Linked DNA regions of Homo sapiens: region 1 is linked to region 2. The links are chromatin contacts, found by Hi-C or POLR2A ChIA-PET in ENCODE. All regions are on one chromosome and are shown on one strand. The core of a region is the stretch at or near the end of the contact, and the rest is flanking DNA. Distances in the headings are between cores, read along the strand shown. Region 1 holds the start of LINC00314 (long intergenic non-protein coding RNA 314). Region 2 has its middle 140 kb from the start of HEMK2.

Evidence for each region. Hi-C counts contacts between places; a loop is a spot of excess contacts on that map. ChIA-PET counts read pairs that join two places held with the same protein, here RNA polymerase II (POLR2A). Pooled maps may share reads with other maps.
Region 1: a map with no recorded cell type shows a loop between it and region 2 (6-fold over the local background). The contact joins the promoter of LINC00314 here to the enhancer-like site in region 2. A Hi-C loop is called at or near these places in 2 of 37 single-sample maps with no recorded cell type and 5 of 50 pooled maps. POLR2A ChIA-PET finds 5 or more read pairs at or near these places in 1 of 52 experiments (activated CD4-positive, alpha-beta memory T cell).

The regions. Positions count from the first base shown.
Region 1 is chr21:28,011,022-28,016,921 of GRCh38, reverse strand. LINC00314 (long intergenic non-protein coding RNA 314) reads right to left here and starts at 3,559. Exons shown (of 2, transcript NR_027246.1): 1 at 3,490-3,559.
Region 2 is chr21:28,743,555-28,748,971 of GRCh38, reverse strand. It overlaps a transcript of HEMK2 not described here. Among named protein-coding and RNA genes, the nearest start is that of HEMK2, 140 kb to the left of the region's middle. RefSeq lists an enhancer at 3,272-3,361. Within about 2 kb of position 3,756, at least 10 of the 41 ENCODE cell types and tissues checked have a DNase peak (open chromatin) inside an H3K27ac peak, as active enhancers do.

The sequences.
Region 1 (5,900 bases), core at 2,310-4,809, 730 kb after region 2:
ATTATGGTGAATTTTATGTGTGCATTTGGCTAGGCATCAGTACCCAGATATTTGGTCAAACATGATTCTGCATGTATTATGAAGGTATTTTTTAGATAAGATTAACATTTAAAACAGCTGAGTTTGAGCAATTACATTCCATTACATTCCAAAGCAGATTACATTCCATTTTGTTGGTAGGCCTCATCCAATTAGTTGAAGGCCTTAACAGAAAACTGCCTTCAAACTCAAACTGCAGCATCAACTCTTACCTGGGTCTTCAGCGTGCTAGCCTATCCTTCAGATTTTGGAATTGCTAGCTCTCACAATTTTGTAATCTAATTCCTTAAAATCTCTCTCTCTCTTTCTCTCTCCAGAATTATCAATAGGCTATATGTGCCTATATATATACATATACATACACACATGTATATATGTATATATACAGCTGTGTATATATAAACATGTGTATGTAATATACATACACATCTGTATATATATGTGTGTGTGTATATGTGTTTCTGTTTCTCTGGATGATATTAATACACCAGTCAAAATGTTAGCTGCATTATAAATATAAATGGTTCTAAATGCCTCTTCTAGGCAAAATTATTATCACTCAATGATTGTACTTTCCTCAATTTTTTATAAGCACACTGAATTCTTATATATTTTGGGAGAATGATGCTATATTTTCTTTATATTCATTAGCAGGTTAGTGTGAATTAACTTGTCCTATCACTTTGATTCAAGTGTTGGCCAGGAGAATTGGTTAAATTACTACTAAGTGGTTAGAAAAAGCTGGATATACAAAATGATTCCTTAGGAGAAAGAGGATCTCATATGAATGTTTTTCTCAGGTAATGGATTAGGATCAGGTTAGGATTAGGGATGGGAAGAAAACAAGACAGACTCTCTGTGTGCTCAAGTAAGCCACAGTGGAGAATTAAACCAACAAGCAAATAAAACCTTGACCAAAACTTTAGGAGAAAGGGGGAGTGTTAGATAGGCTTGATGTAGTAACCCACAATCTAGAATAATATCTCCTGAGAAAGTGATACACATAATTAAACAAAAAAGTATTTCCATGGAAGGCAATTGTGGTATGGTAAAAGGTAGTATTGACCCCAAACTCCAGATGTGAGTTATAATTCAATAAACTTAGGCAAGTTTTATTATTTACTCCAAGTCATAGTTTACTCATGTTTCATGCTAATATTAAGGCCCCAAGATTTTAAGAAAATGTGTCATGTAAAATATTCATTAGTTCTAAAATCTTGCTGTGAAACAGGCTTAAAAAAAGTATGTAGAGTTCTTTAAAAGTGTAGTCTACTGGACTCTACCTCAGAAATACTGGTTTAGAATCTCTGAGAACTGGTACCTCTAAACTATCTCTGGAAAACTGTCTTCAGCTAATACTGATCCAGTTGTTGAATGTATATGCCTTTGAAATGTATTGAGCTCTGAAATGTTTTGTTCACTAAATGGCCTAGAGATAATTCTCCATGAAAAGATGATCCTGAATGGGCGGTATGAATGAATGGGTCTTCATGCCTTCCTGTTTCTCTTGCCATCAAATGGCAAATTTCCACTATGTGAAGGATTCTGTGTGACACTATGTGAGATACAAGCCCAATATATAACAAGAGACAGCTTTCAAGAAGGTACTATTTTTCAGTAAGGCAATATAAATTCACAAATACCTATAAAACACAATGAAATACAGAAAATTGCATAATAGACACACATGGCTGATTTCTAAGTATGGTATCTAAGGGGATAGATACCAAGGAATGAAAAAGAAATGTCAATTTCCATGAATTTTTAAAATATGTGCAGCATGTTTATTGAGAGGATTCTGTCAATTGAAGAATGATGAGGTTCATAAATTTGGAAAGGAGAGACTTATTTCTTATAAAGGGTTGCAGCCTGCCTGGTGGCTATTCTTTTTCTTTTTTCCTTTTGACACAGGGTCTCACTTTATTGTGCAGGCTGGAGTGCAGTTGTACCATGATGGCCCACTGCAGCCTCAATCTCCCAGGCCCAGGAAATTCTCCCACTTCAGCCTCCTGAGTAGCTGGGACAGCAGGAATGCACCACCATGCCTGGTTAAATTTTTAAATTTGTGTAGAGATGGAGTCTCACTATGTTGCCCAGGCTGGTCTTGAACTCCTGGGCTCAAGCGATCCTCCTTTATCAGCCTCTCAAAAGGCTGGGCTGGAATTACAAGAAGATACATTCCTTCTTGTATTAGTAAGGAAAGAGTATTAAGAGCAAAATTTCCAGAGAATAATTTCATTTTAGGTAATAGGAAAAAAATAATGATGAATGTAGAGATATTTTTATTTGTAGGTAAGATCTTGAAGAGCTGAGAGAGTTTTTTATAGAGAAGCTGTAGTATATAGACTGTGAAGTAGAAGAAATTTTACATAGGGCAATATCACAAAGTTGATTATTTTTTCATAATTTAGTTTTGTTTTCTTAAATAGATTACAATATGGGTATATCTCATACTTTAACAGTCTTTCCTGTATACAAAGTATAAGATTTGTAGTTTTCTTGGTAAATATATAAGTGATTGAATAAAGTGATTGTATGGACTATTAAGAGAGGATTCATTCCTACCTTAGTAATAATTTCTACATAAGATACAGAAGTAAACACTTTTTATTTATTTTATTGATTCATATTCTGAGAAAGTTTCCTGTAGAAAGAGTTAAAGTGAATCTACTATATCAACCTTCAAATTTATAAGATATTTTGCATTTTCTAAATTCCTTGTAGATACTTAAAAAGATAACTTTTTCAAAATCAACCTATTTGTTTATAAATTGATAAAAACCTAGTCTTATGTGGTTGGTTTTTGCCAGGATATTCATAGGCCAAATAATATTTTAGTGAAAAAAATTCAAATTTATTAATGCTGAATTCAATCAAGATAAAAATTAGATGTAAACATCCTAAGTGTTATGGATTATGAAAATTTGCTGTAATAAATGTTCAGTGAATGAACATCTAGTATCTTTTACCCAAGTATGATTATATTTTGGCCTCAGAATAAATAATACAGTCTTTTCCAGCCTCTCAACAGTTGCCAAAGTATAGGAAAGGATAAGATTATGGCATGAAATAATTTACATGAAGCAGTTCATTAGGAAATACATACTGAGCTTCTATAATATATGTACTTCCAATAATTGAGAACAATACTTACAGCACGATAGCATTGTGTGGGCTTTTAGCCTTCATTTAACTTTTCTACTTCATTTAACTGGTATTGCTAGAAAATACTTTTACAATCTTTGGCTAATTAATAGTCTCAAAAATATAATGATGGATTCCACTGATGGATTCCACTGGGTATTCTAAATAATTTTCTGCTTGTTCTCTGCCTATATCAAGTCTACAGCAACGAAAACAGCCATGCAACTCCCCCTGCATATTAAATTAACATTAATTTTAGGAATTGAATAGATCTAGTAAATGATTAATATGTGCTAACCAACTTACCATTTTAGGGCAATATTTGCACATGGCTAAACAAATAGATCTTTGCAGAAGATAATGAGATACATGTCTGTTCTTTGCTTTCTTCATTGATTTGGATCACTGTACAATCATTAAGCTGAAGTCTATCTTAAAGAGGAGAGAGGGCTGCTGGCAGGAAGCCACTTTGGCAGGCTCTTCTATGTTGTGGTCTGTTTGGTTCATCCACAGAGACATGGATTAAGATAGAATTGTAGGAAATCCTATTGAGTAAAGGCCTACTGGATGAGAAAAGGGAAAATTAATTTAAGCCTCTCTACTCCTTCAACATAACCTTTTAAAATACTAGGTTACAGCATATTCATTTCACTTGTGATTCTGATGTAAGATACTAATGGAAATGACATTTGAAAAGGGACTGATGTGTGTATAAACTGTCACTGGCAGGTCCTAAAAGTACCTTTTCATGTGGGCATTCAGTATGATGACATTTTCCAGGTTATGAGCATAGATTAGAAGTTATGAAATTCAGAGCCTATAAAGGCATGTTCAATCTGTATCTCTTAGAGGGTAAAGAGTTCTGAAAACTTGATTTATGGAATAAAATATTAACCCAGGACATTGTTAAGGATATCATAATTTTTTGTTTATTGTTTTGATCTGAGGATGGAGGCTTAAAAACGTTTTTGTTTTTTCTTGGCCTGTATGAAATCCACTGCGATGCAACCCTGGGATAGTGAATTGGATTCCTTTAGCTCGTGTACCCAGCATCTTGGTCAGTCATAGATGAGGGTCCATCTGACCTAATAGTAATACTAATACAATGCATATGTGAGAGTGCAGAATGTTCAAAGCTCTTCCATCTATATCAACTATTTTCTCCTCTCACACAATTCTATAACTGGTCTCATTTTGTAGTTAAATCAACAGGGGATGAGAGATTTAAGTGACTTCTACAACATTATAGAGTCAGAAATGGAGCTAGGAGATGCATTAAGGCCTTTGAAATCTGCTCTTACACATATGTTTCCTAGTAGTGTCAGCTGTTGACCATCAAATGTATGTGTAGCTTATATTGTTCTCAGAAATTTAAAAAAAAGAAAAGGAAAAGAGAAAAGAAAAAGGAGGAAAAAAAGAGAAGAATAGAAAAGAAAGAAACAACTTTTGGAGTTTTGGCAGAAATATTTCTAGTGCCCTAAAATGAAGACAAGGCCTCAGATTCCAAGGGCACAGATGTGTGGCATGCAGTGAAGTGGCCACTAGCCAGACAGCCAAATCCCCATCCAGGGAATCCTCGGTGCTGGTGCCAGGGGAATAGAGTGGGGGAGGGGCAATAAATGACCAGTGTGCCCAATAAAATGAAAAGGCCAAAATGTTGCTTGCTCAGCTTAGCTTACTATTTTAACCAAAAGTTTGGAAGCCATAGCTAATGAAGGTATCCAAAAAACGTTTGAATAGTTGCTGTATGCAATAGCCTGGAAAATGAGAATGCAAAGACAAACAGAAGGAATGATACTGTGGGTCTATGTGTCCTTCGTGCTGCAATGAGAATAACTCAGCTCACTGGAAACTTCCAGGGAAGATGGCAACTTTCCAGGAGCAATTGTTTTGGGATTCTTTTCCCAAGTGTTTTTATATTTTAACAGGTCTAACAATTTTAGTCATGAATGAGAAATCAAGCAACAGAAATCTAGTGTAGAAAAATCACAATTAATATTTTTAAAGACTTAATATGTCCTCTATTGGCTTAGTAGTAGCTTGTGTTTAATTAACTCAAAATGACTTTAGACTTGGCCATGAAAAAAACTTGTATCTTTTCCACTTACTGCTCACTGCTAATTCATTTCTCTTTCTCTTTTCTTTATTGATGTATACGGTTGGGGAGGTTAAGGGTAGGAGAGGAATAAAAGGGCCTGCAATGTAAACGTTTTAGCCTGTAACATGAAAGGTACATTTTATGTGCTTTATTCATGATAAAAAGAACAAACAAAAAGAACAAGTTTTCATTTGTCATGAATAAAGCACATAAATTTATCATGAATAAAGCACATTTCATTTATCATGAATAAAACACATAAAATGTAAAAAATCCATTTTTTGTAATGAAGCATTGTTAAATGCCATGAATAGTTGAGAATGTTCAAGTCATTAATGACAATACATATCTTTAGTTGGTGTATTAGGCTGTTCTTGCATTGCTATAAATACATGACTGAGACTAAGTAATTTATAAAGAAAAGAGGTTGAATTGGCTCATGGTTCTGCAGGCTGTATAGGAAGCACAGTGACTTCTGTTTCTGGGGAAGCCTCAGGAAGCTTCCAATCACAATGGAAGGCAAATAGGGAGCAAGCATATTACATGGAGAGAACAGGGGCAAGAGAGAAAGAGAGTGGGGGTGGGGGTGGGGGAGAGGTGCCACGTACTTCTAAACAAC
Region 2 (5,417 bases), core at 2,507-5,006:
TATGTGATGTTTATTGGGCAATAATATTTATCAAGAATCTAGATCAATTTGCTCAAATATGGGTCAGTTGGTGGGACACATATCCCCGTGAGTTTGGTAATATGAATAGTTCAGCTGACCTCCAAGTCTTTGGAGAAAGCAAACTAGAAAATGGAAATTCTCTAAAAGTTCTAAGGAACAGGGCAGGAATATTACCAATCTTTGTAATCTCTCTCTGACAATGGAAAGATGAACCAATTTTTAAAATGAAGATTAGCTCCATATAATTGATAATGGTGCATGTTTTCCCAGAAGATGGAATATTTATTTCCATGTCTCTGTTTCCTGTTCATGTATGCTTTGTCCCAAATCCTTTTGGTTTCCTGGAATTTTCTTTAGAAAACCCAGATATCACAGCAATAATCCCCAAACCTCACAGACTCCTTCAAAAGTAACTTGAGGGAAAGAATCAAGCCCAAGTGGTTCAATACTTGATGGAAACTTGTGTGAAGAGCAATGTCACTGCCAAATGAAAAAGAACTTACTCCAACCTACCATGTTTATTTAAAAGCAGTATGATACTTTTGTTATCTAGAAGACTTTTTAAACTGAACTCATAATTATTTTTTACCAAGGTATAGTAAAAGGTGAATATCATTATTAATTTATATTCTTATGCTTCTGTTTTAAAAATAATTTCAATGTTTATTTTACATTTTTCAATGTTCATTGTAGATTCAGGTGGTACATGTGCAGGTTTGCTACATGACTGTATTGTGTGATGCTGAGACTTGGGGTTTGAATGATCCTGTCACCCAGGTAGTGAGCATGGTAGCCAATAGGTAGCTTTTCAGCCCTTGCTCCTGTCCCTCTCTCCTCACTCTAGTAGTCCTCAGCATCGTTACCATCTTTATGTTCATGCATACACAATACTGAGCTCCCTCTTAGAAGTGTGAATATGTGGTATTTGCTGTTCTGTTCCTGTGTTAATTCATTTAGGAAATGCCTCCAGCTGCATCCACGTTGAGAAGAGAATGTCAACATTACACAGCCATAGACGCTCCTCTGATGTTCTCATAAGAGATACCCTATCTCTCTCTGGTTATGTTCCTTTTAATTTCTTACAGACTGATCAGTTAAATTGGCCAAGAGCCATTTCCTCTTAGCCTTCAATTGCAGTGCTCATCCTGCTTCTGAAAGCACCTTGTTGCAAAGGATAAGATGTCCTATCCATGTTGGTGCAAAGGATAAGATTTCCTATGCACGTTGGTGCAAAGGATACAATTTTGTTTTCTTTTTATGGCTGCATAGTATTCCATGGTATATGTGTACCACATTTATCTAGAGGAATTTTGACTCCTAACATTTTCAGGATTATGTAACATAAAAGTCCATTTTAAACAGGTAGTGGGGTAGGAGTATTGGAACTCTGAAAGATAACTTCATCTTCACTTCTGGACATTTCCTTTGAGGGTTGAATAGAACTATTTTGTTTTCCTCTGCACAGGATCCCCCAAATTAATTTTCATATGTATTTTCATCATTAGCCATTGGCTTGGAAGGTTTTAAAGTCATTCTGTGTCAACTTCAATTAAATCCCACGAGACTCAGAGAAACTGATCTGGCAGGAACCTGCTCCTGCATTTTTACAGATAAGTACATTAGGGCTCCATGAGGTCCAATAGCTGGACTGCGGTCAAACAGGAAGACAGAATGGGCTCCTCCATCCGGGCCTTGCAGGACAACTCTAGATTTGCTTCTCGCCACCCAGAAACTTTCTCCTCCCAGGTCATAGCAATTCCCATATCTAAGTATGACTTTCAGTTCATCTTTTCCCTTCTGTTCCACATTGAAAACATCAGGTACACCTGTAGACTCCATGGCCACAACAAACCTGGATCTTCTAGATCTGTCCATTTCCATTGCTAGTCAAAGGTGGTGTCTCTTGAGCCTCTATATTGCACGTGATTTCTCACTAGGTATCTTGCTTCTACGTTCTCTGCACCATAAATTCCTGTCTCCATGGAGCAGCCGGAGTGATCTTTTTGATAGTCTCAGAGCCTTTTAAGAACTTCTCTTCCCACCTGGTAAAAAACCTCATTGCACAGCCCTGGCTTATCAAGCCCTCCATGCTGTGGCTGTGTTTGGCTCTCAGCCCTCCCTCTTCCACCCTCTCCCTTCCCTTCTCACCCCTGCCAATGGCCTTATTTGTGTTCTTCAAGTATGTTGAAATGCTTCCCTTCTCAAAGTTTTTGCACTAGCTCTTCATATCTTTCTGGAATGTTCTCCATAGATCATCATATAGTTTTTTTTTTTTTTTAGATTGGCCCTACTTTAATAGCAACTCTTCTTGGACCACTCAATGTATGATAGCCTCTCAGTCACTTTCTATCACGTCACCCTATTTTGATTTCCAGTATAGTTATACATTTTATAAGCTACATTTATCACTCATATATTCCCTTAAAAATATTTATTTTCCGTTGCTCATCTCCCTACCTGCACACATGGTCGTGAGCAAAGAACTTGCTTGTCCTACTGATCTCTGCATTCTCAGTGCTCGGTGATATTTGTTGAATGAATGCAGGGCAATGCTATGTCTATGCTTTATGTCATTATCTTCTGACTCACTGCAAAGACAGGAGTCCCCCACGGGCAAGGAACATACTAAGAGTAGTATGTACCTCATGTTGTTATTGAGACATTTCAAAACATGTAAACATATTTACAGTGATGAAGTATACAGAATACTGCCTGCCACAGAAAAAGCTCCAAATAAATATCAGCTGTTGTTACTGTAGGATGTATACATATTTTTATTTATATTCATATAGTTTTGTTATACATATAAAACAAAACGTTTTATCAGTTTTTATTACTTACACATGTCTACATTATATATGGTGTTAGCTATTGTTATTCTGTTATTTGATAGAGTATCCAATAAAATATGTTACAAGATTTTGCTAAATACCATAAACTAAATGCCGACCACTTTTTTCTCACCTGGCTCTATTTCAGGATTCAGCCAGGTTTCTCTGTCTGGGAGTGTTAATGTTTCTTAGCTAAGCAGCTGCAGTATCTGCGGTTACTGAAATCGTCCTGAAGGTGGCAGCGGAGAGCTAAGGTTTGGAAAGTGCTCACATGTTCTTGTATACATGCTGGGATAGGATTTGAAGGGGGTGAGAAAAGTTATTCCATGGGGCTGTTTTTGCATCTTCAAAATTCCTTTCATCATTATTATTGTTGGGAAGGGGTGTGTTATATGTCGGGAAGCTGCTCAAATGCAAATGATATCTGGGAAGTGGCAGCCAGCTATTATTCATGAAACCTCAGGCAACGTGAGAGCATTAGAGCATTCATCCAGATGCAGGAAAGTGGAACTGCTGGTGAGGTGAGATAGAGGGCAGGTAAAGGGAAGAAAAGGGCTTGGTTTTGGATGGGCGTTTTCTTGGTTCCGAGGACTTCTTGATCTGTGGAGAGGGGTACAGGCAGGAGAGGTCAAAGCTGAGCCCTCTAACTGACGGGGCCAGGGCAGGGCCCCTCTCGTCCGGGTCTAAGGCAGTAAACTCCTGGAACAATCTCATACAACATCCATCTGCTTGTTTAAATAACAAGCCGATTCTATCATGTCTATGTGTACAAATCAGACTCTCTGGGGAGTAAGTATGTGAAAGGAGACTGGAAATATCGTTAACGATTTTCAGACATTTTCTCCAACTAAATCTGAAATACTGCATACTGACCACGAGATGACAGTATTGCACCACTAAATGCTTACACCACAAGCTTCCATCTTGTAAGCTCTTAGAGATCTAACACAAAATCACTGTGCTTCCCACTCGCAGCAGTCATTGGAATTATGCTTATAAACAGCAATTTTTCTTTATTTGCACTTTTTCCATAAATGAGGAATACATTTTTTGCCAATAGTGGCTACTGTATGTATACTTCGGTTATTGTCTTGGGAAAATGGGTGTTGAAAAAATTGAATTGTCTGTGACTCTACACATTTTATAATTCAAAATTTGTGAATAAAATTAATCAGCATGTGAGTTAAAGTGCAGTATTCCTTCAGCTAGAACTGCAAGACCAAAAAAACCCCATAAAAGTGTTTGGTTTATAATTTACTGTTTTTAATTTATGGTCTATAGTAAGATTTTCTAAAAGCATGAAACAGAATGGTTCTAACATATGGTTTTATATAGTTTACATATTTATAACCATGTTTATCTAAAATAGCTCTCTGTAATGCATTTATGTGGTTGAAGAGTTTGAAAAGGTGATTATCAAATGAAATAATGTATGTAAAATACCCAGCTCAAGCCTCACACATGGCAGGAATCATAATAAATAGAGGCTCTTGTTTCCTTTATTAAGAAGAAATCATAAATTAGTGGATAAGTGCAAAAATCCTTTGCTACTATGAAACAGGAGAGGCCAAACAGTGAGATATCATAGAGTGAGTTGCCTCTTATGCCTTTCTAGTTGAGTAGTCAGAGAATGAAAAACTACTTAAGGTTCTACCCTTCCACAGACACTGCAGATGAAAGTGTTCGGCAATTAACCATGAATGACTTTCAGGAACAGCAAATCCATGCTTTTCTATTTTACTCAACTTGGATTACATCTGTAGTGCAAATTTAAAAGAACACTTCTGGGGACAGTTTTTCCCAGGATCTATTTATTGTCTCATTTTTTTCTTTTTTTAATTGTTAATTTATTTTATTTTTGTAAAATATTTTAATGTTTATTTTAGGTTCAGGAGTACATGTGCAGGTTTGTTATATAGGTAAACTCATGACTCAGGGGTTTGGTGTACAGAGTATTTAATTACCCAGGTACTAAGCATAGTATCAGATAGTTTTTTCTCTTCTGAACCTCTCCCTCTTCCCAGCCCCCACCCTCAAGTAGGCCTCAGTATCTGCTATTTCCCTCTTTCTGTCCATGAATTCTCATTATTTAGCTCCCACTTATTAGTGAGAACATGTGGCATTTGGTTTTCTGTGTTAGTTTGCTGAGGATAACAGCCTCCAGTTCCATCCACGTTTCTGTAAAGGATGCAATCTTGTTCTTTTTCATGGCTGTATAGTATTCTGTGGTCTATATGTCCCATGGCTATTTTCTTTGATAGTCTCAGAACAATAAAACATTCAGTACCCACAGCAACCCTTGTAGCTACCAGACACATTTGCATGATCCAAGCATAACAGTTAAAGATGAATGGCCTTAATGCCTGGGGTCATCCAACTTTCACCATCTTCTATTTTAGACTTTTTCCTCCTCCTAATAGGCAGAGATGGGATGAATTCCTTAATTAAACAAGATCTCTTGTTTGAACCAGTTTAGACTGCAATCATTCATCAAACTTTTCTTTCCTCCCTCCCTTCCTCTCTTCCATTCTCCCTTCACCTTCTCTCCTTCCTTCACTCTCTTTT